Linked DNA regions of Mus musculus: region 2 is linked to region 1. Evidence: chromatin loops called from intact Hi-C (ENCODE). Cell type or tissue: left cerebral cortex. All regions are shown on one strand. Each heading gives the region's core, and the rest is flanking DNA. Links, peaks and the distances in the headings are about the cores only.

Region 1 (6,458 bases), core at 1,842-4,341:
TGAGAGGCTAATTTCTCTGCTACACAGAATGAGTGACTGACATCGTTGTGTAGCTCAGCTTCAGTTCTTCAAGAAGGAACAACAGGAATAACATAAGAATAACAGGTCACTGGAAAGTTCAATGCCCAGCAGACTAGATAGTATTAAATCTTCAGGCTTGAAAGCAATCTTCTTTGCTTCAATGCCTTCCTTTTAGACATATGAGAATGGAATTAGATTCCCAAACTTCTAGGAAGAGCCTATGCCATGTGTCTCACAGATTTGGGGATATCATGCCCATAATTGTTTCAGCACACAGAGACTCTGAAGTTCTGGTTTCTTGTAGATGGACCTATCTCCATGACCTTTAGTTCTTTAGGTAGACATTATATAGTGGCCTTAATACAGGGCTTGGATTGTTCTTCTGGGAGTTCTCATTCCCAGAGTAGTCTCACTCATCTAGCATTTTCTACCTGATTCCTGTGTGCTTCTAAGACATTCTTAGAAATCTAGATGAAAGTAGCAGTACCTCTACAGCTTATGTGTCCTGTTTGCCTATGTGGATGTGGGGGCTGGAGAGATGGCTCAGCAGTTAAGAGCACTGATTGCTCTTCCAGAGGTCCTGAGTTCAATTCCCAGCAACCACATGGTGTCTCACAACCATCTGTAATGAGATCTGATGCCCTCTTCTGGTGTGTCTGAAGACAGCTGTAGTGTACTCACATGCATAAATAAATAAATCTTAAAAAAAAAAAAAAAACTATTTGGATGCTGTCAAGATTTATGATCCATGCCTTCTGGAGTAATAGTTTTAGCTGCCCTCTGGCCTTTTAAAACCACAGATAGAATAATAGAATAGCCAAAGACTACTATTCAATGTGCTTGAATAGAGACATAAAGTAGCCTTAGGCAGTAAGTCAAAAACATCAGAGTAGTCTGCCTCCATGCTACTTTCTAGTGGTCTAGGACTTTCCTTTTAAAACATTTTTTCAAGGCCCTGGGACTCTGGACCTGTGAAGTGTGTGGCACCCTTCACTGTTATAGTGAATAGCACCTAACATCCTCTTATTCATTCTGATCTCCTTACCAAGAGATCCTTTGATCATGACCCTGGTTTTGCCCTCTCAACACATGCTTGATTCTTTCCATGGACATGATGAAAAATTTCTACATCTTTACTTCCAGTTTCCATCTTGATAGTAAATTCAGTTTAAATAATTTCTCTGTTTTCATATGTATATAATACATAGAGACTACTACAGCTTAGATCTAAAGTGCCCCCCTCAAAGCTCGTATATTTTGTTCTTTGTTCTTCAGCCTATGGCACTGCTTATGAGGTATGCCCTAGAAAATGTGCGCATTGGTGCAATAGTGGCATAACTGTTTATGAGGGTAACCAGCGGCTCTCTTGATTTGATTGGAAGCTGTCTCTGTAGGTCTAGTATTGTAAATATGATTAAAACCCATGGCTAGGGAAGACATAGACCCGAAGGGAGAATCTACTAATGTTGTTTTCTAAATTCTCATGCTATTAAACTGCCTTCTAAATGCTTATATCCATAGATTGGTGCAGCTCTCAACCTCAATCAGAGAAGCTTCTTATTTCAGTTTGTAATGACTAATGCTGAGACCTATAACTGTTCAAAACACTGAAAATATGCGACTGTAAATGCTCATTCATAGAACACTCTTCACCGAGGCACTGGGAACATGGAAGATGGGGATGGAATAAAAGAGCCAAAGGATTGAGAGAAATGCTGTAAAATGTTGTCCTCCAGATATGATATGGATGAATCTATTGCTAGACTGTCGCTGACCCACTAGCTTTCAAATAATGACACAGATACTTATATATTTATTTATGAAAGTTTAGGCCTTAGCCTCAGCTCCTGGCTTCAGATCTTTGTTAAGTCAATCAGAGAATGTCTTAGGCAGGTGAGGAAGGAACAAATATACACCTCCATACAGTATACAAAAATGTCATCCTGACATCTCCCCCTTTTAGTCCAATAAATAGCTTTTTTTCTAATATCAATAAACTATAAAAAAGAACGATTATGAGAACCCTCAGATAAGAATTATATTCACATATCCAGTCCTTTGTATTTTGCACCTTTGGAGAAAGTACTCTACTACCTATTCTATCTTGGTGAGTTCAAAGTTCTATACCTAAATCATTTTCTATCATAACTTTAACATATCAAACTACAAACATCTTTTTAGACCTTAAACCATTTTCTTAAATCCTAAACAACATAATTTATATGTGAGACTATAACTATATTCAACCCCATCAGAGACCTGAGAAGGATAAATATTACCTGAGAATGTCCCATAGGTCTGTATGTTTGAATGTTTGGTCCTTAGTTATTAATAGAACTGTTTTTAAAGGATTAGGAGGTCTGTTCCTGGAGTAGGTGTGACCTTATTGAAAGAGGTACATAATTGAAGGTGGGCTTTGAGGTCTCAGAATCCCACAGTACACCAGTCTCAGTCTCTTTTACCCACTTCCTGATAATCAGGGTATAAAGCTCTCAGCTACTGTTCCACTGCCATATCTGTCCGCTTCCCAGGATGATCGTGAACTAGCCCTCTAAAACTGTAAGGCAGCCCCAATTAAATGTTTTCTCTTAGAGGTTACCTTGTCATGGTGTCACTGCAGAACAATAGAACAGTAAGATGGAGGACAAAGGTAGGCTCAGAAAGGAATAAGTGGAAAGATGGTGTTTATCATACAGCTTAAGATCAATGTTAAGTAAGCTTGCTAGGGCTTGCCATTAGTAACAGTAAGGATGCCTAGAGACTGGGTAGTCAAATACGAGAAGATCATCCAGGAAAAAATAGTCTCTCCCATGTCAATAAGGAATGTAATTGTGGTCCCAGATACACTGACAGTATCCCAGATACAATGAAGGCTTATCCACAGAAGTAGTGAATACAAGAGCTTTTCCTGTGGCCTCACCAGTCCTCAAAGAGATAAAGGTTTCTTGACTCACTAAGCTCCTCATAGTCCAGGAACAAAGTTAAGGGCATTTTATCTTTTTCATGTTTGACCAAGTCCTTGAATGGAGGCTGGCCTTCCCTCACAGGTGAGAGAGGGACATTCTTTCTTCCAATGGTGCTTCACTTTTCAGATTAGGCATAGCCCTGGGAAAAGCTTGTGACCTAGGAGTTTAAGGAGATATAGTCTGAAGCTGTGTTGGTTCCTTTATTCTGAACCAGGTGACCACTAGATGGCGGTATAGTATTTTCTAGGATTAATGCATTGTGCAATTGACATAGCCTGGGGAAATGCAAATCAAAACCACCCGTAGATTCCACCTTACATCAATCAGAATGGAGAAAAAAAAAAAAACCTCAAGTGTTTTCTTTAAAGACCAAGGATACTTCCCTATCACTGTTCCATTTCTATCTCAGGAGTCTCCAAAGGACTGAGTCAAAGCCTCCTAGCCTCCTCCTGATGTACTAAAAAGACTACATTTTGCAAGGGGAAAATAGCCCTTCTAGATTGCTTTATAGGAGAGAGGATGCTTACTACATTTCCTTAGGTTGTCTTCATCCATTTGCAGACACACACAAAGTGATTGTGGATGCAGGGTTTTAGACAATTGGGCACACCAAGACTTAGTAGTGTGGATCTCAGGTCAGACACAGATGCAGACAGATATACCTCTGTCAGCTTGATCCTTCCAATCGTGGGTGTAGAAACCCATCAACCCATGGCCTTATAAAGGTTAAAGAGATCATAGAGTAACCGATTAAGATGAAGCAGCACCCTAAAAGGAAAAAAGATGCTCTCTGTCCCCATTCCTGACGTATGATCCAGCAGATAAAATTTATTTGGACAGTTCTAGGTCAAAGAAGACAAGTCCGGGCTGGAGAGATGGCTCAGAGGTTAAGAGCATTCTCTGGTCTTCCAGAGGTCCTGAGTTCAAATCCCAGCAACCATATGGTGGCTCACAACCATCTATAATGGGATCTGGTGCCCTTGTCTGGTGAGCAGGTGTACATGGAGGCAGAATTAATTATACATAATTAATAAATAAATCGAAGAAGAAGACGACGACGACAATGATGATGACAAGTCCTTTGAGTCTGGACAGTTGTCACAGGGCTGAACAGTGAGAATGCTATCCAGTATAAAACAATGGATTCAGTTGTATAGAGAAGTAAATGCCATTTTGGGCATGAACAATATTGGTGTGAATTGTCATGGGCTGGTTAAGCTCATTGAGAGTTAATTCTGGAGATGAGATTTAAATTTCTTTTCTTTTCTTTTCTTTTGGTTTTTCAAGACAGGGTTTCTCTGTGTAGCCCCGGTTGTCCTGGAACTCACTTTGTAGACCAGGCTGGCCTCGAACTCAGAAATCCGCCTGCCTCCGCCTCCCAAGTGCTGGGATTAAAGGCATGCACCACCACCGCCCGACTTGGAGATGAAATTTGACCCTTCTTTGGGCATATTTATCTCATTATGTCTTCCTAGGCCTTATCCTGGGTCAGGCTGACCCCCTGACTATGATGAGGAAGGAGGACAACTAAACAGCCCAAGAATAAAGGCATGGTGCCTTTAAGAACAGCGAGAGGATAAATGATCTCAAGTAAAAGCTACTGTTGCTGGAGCTGGTGAGATGGCTCAGTCGGTAAGAGCACTAACTGCTCTTAGGAAGGTCCGAAGTTCAAATTCCAGCAGCCACATGGTGGCTTACAACCACCCATAGTGAGATCTGATGCCCCTTTCTGGTACGTTTGAAGACAGCTACAGTGTATTTACTTATAATGAAAAATCTTAAAAAAAAAAAAAAAAAGCTACTGTTGCTTATCTCATGACAAAAAAAAAAAGATGTTTGTAGTAAAACAAATAATTTTATGCTTATCCATACAGAAAGCAGTAGCCCTATTCTAATAGTGGAAACAGGGATTTTCCTTCTGGGGAAGGTCATAAATATAGAACTGAGGAAAGTTTGCTATGTACCTAATGTTTCTCTCTATTTGATATTTGCTACTTCTGCTGAAAACCAGGAGTACAGCTAAAGACCATTCTTGGGACTGGGACTGGGACTGGGACAAGGACACCTAAAAACAGCAGCTGTGGAATCCAATTCTGGAAAGTCATGGTATTAAAAGGAATCAAGTCCAAGATCCCCTCTCAGTCCCTACATGGGTCTCAGGGAGGAATGCAAACAATATAAAGTGACATACAGATAAGATAGTCTAAATGGGAATGTATAAAGTCTCTCAGGAAAAGGGCCAACTATGTCAGTCTCCAGTTCAATATTTAGGAATGACACAGAGAGAGGAAAACTGTAGGCTGAATTCCTAGCAAATGCAGCCTATTCTAACTTATCCTGTTCCTAAAACTGTCAAACAACTGGGGATTTACAGAAATGGGTAACCCATCTAACTGACTTCTTAGAGCAACTCAGAAATGTCCCTGGTCCTCTCTGGTATAGGAACTATAGGCCTGTTCCTCCTTCCAGGGATTCAAATAGGCAATTACATGGGCCCCTCCTTTTCTGGCTACTGACTCAACCCTGAGTTACCCTTTGTATAATTGAAAATAAGGGGATTTCTCCAAGAATTCTAACCCAAATAATAGTAGACATCCTTCCAGTGGATACCTTAGCAAGAAGCTATATTCATGGTTAAGGAAGGGGATGGAATACCTGTAAGCAATGCATTCCTCAGACTTCTCTTTCCTGAGGCAGATTAACTCTGATGAAGCTGCATATGTTCCCCATGACAGTTGGAGCTAAGAATACTTAGCTCCAAGGGACAGTGATGGCCATCAGTCAGCCAGATGACAAGCTATCAGGTTCTCCCATTAGAAGGGCCTAAAGGGACACTAAAGACCTGCCCCTCTCTCAAACCTTACCTGATGGAGCATATCTTGAACACTCATGTTATGAGACCTTGCTAAAAAACCTTTAGTGTGACACCTGCTCTTAGAAACCAACCCTTGAAAAATACGAATGTCCAATTTTTTTTACTGATGGAAGTTCAATTGTAAGAATAGAATTTTTAAAAGATGACATATAGTGGTAACCAAATTTGAGACTCTTGAGCCTAACCTTGTCCAAGCTAAACTGGTGCTGAACTTGCAGATTTTATTATCCTAAACAGGGCTTTGACCCTTAGAAAAGGAAAATGAGTAAATACTTAGACAAGTCCCAAATATGCGTACTGGATGCTGCATAATCATGCTGCCTTCTGGAAGGAGGCAAGATTACTGACCACCTTAGAGACATCTATCAAACAATCGAAGGAGATCTTGGACTTGTTAGATATGGTCCTGCTTCCCCAGGATAGTGCAGTCATACACTGCCAAGGGCACCTGATGGGAGAAGATACAATAGTCTTAGATCTAGCAGATGCTGCTTTCGAAGTGGCAGCACATAGAAGGAATATGTCACCTTTTGATGGAAAACTCTCTTCCATCTCGTGAAAGGCCCCAATATACTCTCTCCAAGAAAGAGAAGGCC
Region 2 (6,458 bases), core at 2,623-5,122, 180 kb after region 1:
TGGAAATTGCACCTTATGCCTATAATCCCAGAACTATAGCAACTGAGGGAGGCAGACTCCAAATTCAAGGTAAGCCCAGGCTAAAGATGAGGCCCTATTAAAACAGATGAACAAACAAACAAAAAAATCTAGGTTTTGTGTTCTGGAGAGGCAAAATGAAAACCAATACCTTATCCTGCTCTGTGTAAAATGTGACGTTTGGTTTCCCCCAAGGTCCATTGGACAAGAGCTGTTCTTTTTCAGGATTATTTTGGCTGTTCATGGGTCTTCACGCATCTATATGTATTTTATAGTTATTTTTGCTACTTCCAAAATACAAAAAGAAAACAAACAAAAACCCATTGGGAGTGCGATAGATATTGATTGACTCTACAGATCACTTTGAACAGAAGTAGTATTTTAACAATATTAAATGTTCTAGTCAGAGCAATTATCTCAGATTATTTTTTGTTATAGCAACATTCCTCAACCTAGATTAAGTCATGAATAGTAAAGATAAATTTAGGTCACAATTCTGGAAACAGAGACATTCAAGACTGTGCTGGCCAGGATTTTCTCAGTTTCTGGTTGGAAGCAGTGTTAACTCATAGGAGAGTTGTGGTAGGGAAACATCTATTTTGTCCAGTATAATATATGCACAAGAGCTATCAGGTAGATGCTAGGATCATTTTATAGCAACCTCTTCTTAAAATCCAAGAACTCAGCTAGGCTCTTGAGAAATTAATTAAACCCTCTTAAAGATGCCACCACATTTCAGCACCAAGACAACATACAAGTTGCTAGGAGTAAACCATATATTTAAACTATAACACCAAGTTTGCTGTAGTGGCTTGCACCTTTAATCCCAGGACTCAAAGGCAGAGGCAGACAGATCTTAAATAAATTGGTAGCCAGCCTGGTCTACATAGTAATTTCCAAGCCAGCCAGGGCTGTATCAAACAAAAACTCAGGTCTTCAAACTTGGGGGCAAGTGTTTGTAATTGCTCAGCCATCTCAGTGGCCCTCAATTCACTTTTATATACTCATTTTGTATCCTATAACTTTACAGCTGAATTACCTGAGTTGTATGGTGTGTGTGTATGTGTGTGTGTGTGTGTGTGTATGTGTGTGTAGACTTTCGTAAGTCCCCCACATAAATAATCATGGCATTTGTGAGCAGAGTACTCCAGTCAGTTACAATTCAGATATTAAAAAAAAAAAAAGTAATAAAGTAAAACAGGGTCTTTAGCCCAGGGTAACGTTGAATTGTGATCCTCTAGCTTCTACGTCCTGAGTATCAGGGTCATAGGCTTGTACCACTATTGGGATTGCACATAGGGCTTTATGCATTCTAGAGAAAAGCATTCTACAGACTGTGGTACAGTCCCAGCCCTGGATTCCTTTTCTTCCCCAACTGTTCTGCACAGGACCATCAATTCTATTAGGATTGGAATCTAAGAGAGCAAACATTCTTGGTTCCTTCATCTTATTAAAGGGAAAGCACTCAATTTTTCACCATTGACCATGTTAGCTGTGGGCTTTTTCAATGTGGCCCTTATGTACTCAGACAATTTCCTCCTATTCCTGGTTTACCGAGAGTTTTTAATCATGAGTACACTGAGTTTTTCCAAGTGTTTTTTTTTTAATTTATTTATTTGTTATATGTAAGTACACTGTAGCTGTCTTCAGATGCACCAGAAGAAGGCATCAGATCTCATTATGGATGGTTGTGAGCCACCATGTGGTTGCTGGGATTTGAACTCACGACCTTCAGAAGAGCAGTTGGTGCTCTTAACCGCTGAGCCATCTCCCCAGCCCCGTGGGTTTTTTTGTTTGTTTGTTTGTTTGTTTGTTTGTTTTTGTTTTAATGCTATCAAGATGATCGTCATTGTATTGTGGTGATATCGTGTTCATTGATTTTTGTATGTTGAATCATTCTTGCATTCCATGAGTAAATCCCACCTGGATATTTTAATTCCATCAAACTCGGGTTATGGATATTGTAATGATGATGATCATCAGGGATGTGGGCTATAAATTTTTAACTTTCTTTTGTGTCTCTTTCTGGCTTTGATATCAGGATCACTCTGGCATCATGAATTGAGTTAGATAGCATCCCTTCTGCTTCGGCTCTTGAGAGATTTTAAGCATTGACTGATTGTAAGGTCTCCTTTTGCAAACGTGATTTGAGTTTGTTATTGGTGTAGCTTAGTTTCATCAGCTTCTTAAAAAAAATTTTTTTTCAAGAAAAACAGCATTTTAAAATTTTGTATTTACGCTCGAGCCTTTGTCATTTCTGTTTTCTGCCAAGGTTTTCCTGCAGGTGGTGGTGACTCAGAGATTCCTTCCTTAGGAATGCGCATCTGTAACTCCCCCCACCCCCCAATACACACACCTTTGTGCGGCTTTAGCTTCATTCATTCCATTAGGTTTTAGGTATTATCTTGTATCTTTATCCCATTTCCAGTTGTCTCCTGATACATTCTGCTTGTCTGGCATTGTTTGTCTCTTTATTGGTAGAGGGAGATTCTCCCCACGCATTCCAGGCAGCCTTTGAGCTTCTGATCCTCCTCAGCCTTCCAGATTTGGGGGATTGCAGAGATGCACCGCCAATGACAAGCAAAATCCCTAACTAAATCCCTTCCCCTCACACCCCATTTGTTCTTCTGGAGTGTGCTCTGAAGTGTTAGCTTCCAAATCTTTATGAATGCTCACTTCTTAATGCTATTGATTTTGAGCATCGGTTGTGTTGATGGTGTTGGTCTCCTATTCATGCATGTTGTCTCCGATCAATGACTTCTCTGCCCGTGAAACGAGACTATTCAAGTCCGATTGCATTAAAGGTAGGCTTATTGGGGAACTGCTCTCGGGGAGTTCACTGGCTTCAAGGATTGAGGAGTTGCCATGGGGAGAGGGGAGAGGAGAAAAGGGAAGAAGGGGTGCGCTCGTGCAGAGAGGAGAAGGGTGGGGCGCAAAATGTCTAGATAACATTGGAAAGAACGTCTTGTGGAAGGGCAGCTAAGCCCCTGAACTGGAAAGTTCAAGGTTGGGAACAAGGTATATCAGGCAGGGACTGAACGCTGCTAGTAGAACCTGGAAGCCAGGTCTGCATTGATATGTAAAATAAGCACTTCTGTCCCTTGTCCGGGGGTCAAAACCAGTCTACCGTTTTGTTTTGTTTTAGCACTTTTACCATGTTAATCATAATTAGATGTACCATCTAATCCTTGCAGATGTCTACCACGCCTGAATTTGGTTCTGATCTGTATTTTCTAGCTGAGATTTTTTTGTTTTAGTAAGCTTTACATACAGTGTTTGATGTGGTTGAAAATGAGGGCTATACCATGTGTCCACTGTTTGATACAGCCAGAGGGATCCCAGGTTGGAGAATGTTCCAAGTGTCTTTATTTTTCCTAATTTGTTGCTTTGGTTGCTCTAGAGACTTCTTGAATTAGTTCTGAGTTGTATGACACGTTATTGTATTTCTCTGATATTACAGGAGGCCTTGATGGTGGCAGGGTGTTCATTAGCTGTATCTATGCCACTCAACTGTGGTCATCACAGCGATTCTTCTTGGGTCTTGTACAGTTTTCCTTCCCGTCGGTTAAGCAGAAGCGTGGTGGGCTAGAATTGGGCTTTTTTTTCCCTCCCTTCAGGTCGGTTTGAGTCTTATGAAAGCTAAGGTGGGGCAATGTTCGAGCTCAGGAGTTGCATGTCAGCCTGGGGATTAAGGGACTCAGTTACTTGAATTTCTAATGAGTCACGTTTGTCTGAGGCTGAAGCTAGGAGAGCAGACTGCTATGGGGGTGTTTCAGAATGCTTCCTTTTCTCTTTCTGTTCCAATCCCTATGGAGATCATTTTCACTAAAAAACATGCTCTAGGGCTCCTATGAAGAAAAGTCACAAAAGTGTATTGCTCGCTGGATATAGCCTGGATTATCTTATTATTAAATTTATTCAAACAAACCTTCCAAGAAAGCGTCAGTTTGTTTTCCTGTGTTCACACTGTCTGTGGACAGGAGCTGTTTTCTCACTCATCAGCAAGTCGCTGCTCTCTCTAAGAGACTTTGTAATTTGGGGAATGTTATTTCCCTGATAGAGTCGAAGAAATTGTTCATTTTATTCAATTTTTTTTGTGATGCTAAAAATGATGGCTTTGGCCTGGTGTGGTGGTTTTTTTAATGGTGTTTTTGTTTTTTAATAACACACTGGGTCCCGTTTGTGCCAACCAACCATATATGCATGGAGATGGGGTCATCCATTGCAGGTTGATGGATCTATCAGAGGGCCACACCATTAACTCCCAATGGCTCCTCAGCGGTAGATCGAGTACCTCCCCTAGTATTGGAATCACAGCTGCTGTGAGCTCCTGAGCACCGGTCCTGTCACTGCTGCTTAACCCCCAGCCCAGATGGCCCCTGTCTTAAGTGATTTTCTCTGAGGTTTGCATGTAACTGTGTGATATAGATGCTCCATTTAGAACTGAGCACCCTTCACACTCTACAGATACTATTCTCTCCATTTTGACCACATCAAAGCCCTGGTCACTACACAAAGAAGTGTCTCTGGGGAGGTCTGAGAGCTACCCTAATCCATGGGTCTAGAAGTATTCATTTAAAAGATCATTTATTTGTTCGTTTCTTTATTTACTTAATGTATATGTGTTCTCTGTCTTCATGGACAATGAAAGAGGAAATTAGATCCCATTGTAGATGGTTGTGGGCCACCATGTGCTTTGAGCCACCATGTGGTTGCTAGGAATTGCATTCAGGTGCTCTGGAAGAGCAAGCAGCCAGTGCTCTCAACCACTGAGCCAGCCTCTCCCGTTGGAGGTCTGTATTTAGAGAGGAGTTAGACGATGTGTCTGATAAGCAAAATAATAATGGATGGTCCACCACTATCACCCCAAGGGTCTTTGAGTGTCCAAGTTGTGGGTTCTTGGTCAGATTTACAGCACCCATTTTTTTTAACTGTCTTTTTAATGTTTCTTTTATGTCAGTATTTACAAGTATAAATTTCCTATTACAACTATTACTCCATGCTACAACTTCTGGTCTGCTGCTACTTTGAGATGCTTTTATCCATCTTCATATTTTATAATTTCCCTTCTTTCATTCTTTGGATGTTTAGGCAAATTGTATTTCGATGCATTTGTGAATTTTCCCTATATCTTTTTGCTTTTATTTCTAGTATAATTCTATGTGGTTAAGTTCTTTTTTTATTTTTAAATTTGTTTTTGAGAATTTATGAGAGCTATATTCATATTGTTTTCCCTAGAGGTATGTGTATAAAGATCATTTATTTACTTGTTTATTTACTCAATCTATATGTGTTCTCTGTCTTCATGGACAATGAAAGAGAGAATCAGATGCCATTATAGAGGGTTGCGGGCTACCATGTGCTATGAGCTAGCATATGGTTGCTGTATACATGTATATATGTATACATGTGTGTGATGTGTTACAACTTGCTGTGTTTCAATTCAACCTTTTAATATTTATCGAGGACCTCTGACAAGAAGCTGTGGGACTGTTGGAATGAGTTTCCCTAAGAGTGAAAAAAGAAACATATGTAAACAAAATAGAACGGAGCTAACAGCCCAAAAATGTATCCATGCTAATCCAGTCTGATTTGAAATGCCTTTAATTGGAGTTACATATAAACTATAGTATAGATCACTGCAGAGGACTGCATCCATCTAAAGTCATCCAAGGTACTACAAATATTTGTATTTGTAAAAATATGACCAACCAAGCTCCTTTTTATGGCTTTAAGTCTGTAGCACAAACCTGGGCTTATACTGCCACCTAGTGACCAAATAGCAAAACACCAAACACTGAACTTGTTTTTCTGGAGTCTAGCTGAATAGAGGCTGGCTGAAAAATGGAGCAGTCTAGGTAGAATTCTATCATTGCAGAGGATACTGGGCCAGCACCAGGTTTAGCACATCCCGAGGAAACACTTGGTTTTTGCCCTAGGATACAGTCTTCCCTGAAGACCGAGCCTACAATGAGAAGCTTGCTTTCCTACTGTTATGCCTTTGTATTGTTCTGTGTTATACAGTCAGATTACAGTATCACTCAAGTCTTTTCTTTGGTTGACTATCTTCTGTCTGGTCTTCTGGATTTCCAGGAGACAATTTTGTTTTGTTTTATTTTTTTGTTTTTCGAGACAGGGTTTCTCTGTTTAGCCCTGGCTGTCCTGGAACTCACTCTGTAGACCAGGCTGGCCTCGAACTCAGAAATCTGCCTGCCTCTGCCTCCCAAGTGCTGGGATTAAAGGCGTGCGCCACCACGCCTGGCTCCAGGAGACAATTTTTTTTTTTTTTTTTTGCTTATTCACTTTACATCCTGCTCACTGCCCCCAACTCCAGGTCCCCCCCTCCCATGATCCTTCTTCCTTCTCCCTCCCATTCTTCTCTGAGCTGGTGAGGGCCCCTGGGTATCCTCCCACCCTGACACATCAAGTTTCTGTGAGGA

Evidence for each region. A loop is a pair of places that touch in the nucleus more often than their neighbours do. Peaks named below come from ENCODE experiments on the same cell type or tissue, not always from the same donor. Only the 100,000 strongest peaks of a DNase experiment are listed, where the experiment ranks them.
Region 2: it touches region 1 in a loop (6-fold over the local background); 33 of 42 quality-filtered maps call a loop at or near these places.

The regions. Positions count from the first base shown.
Region 1 is chrX:103,256,849-103,263,306 of GRCm38, forward strand. No RefSeq gene overlaps it. Among named protein-coding and RNA genes, the nearest start is that of 4930519F16Rik, 3.5 kb to the left of the region's middle. In left cerebral cortex, for the core only: a CTCF peak has its summit at 3,210 (motif pointing right); a DNase peak (open chromatin) is centred at 3,213.
Region 2 is chrX:103,435,228-103,441,685 of GRCm38, forward strand. It overlaps Tsix. Among named protein-coding and RNA genes, the nearest start is that of Tsx, 24 kb to the left of the region's middle. In left cerebral cortex, for the core only: no CTCF peak of the experiment used is centred there; a DNase peak (open chromatin) is centred at 3,855.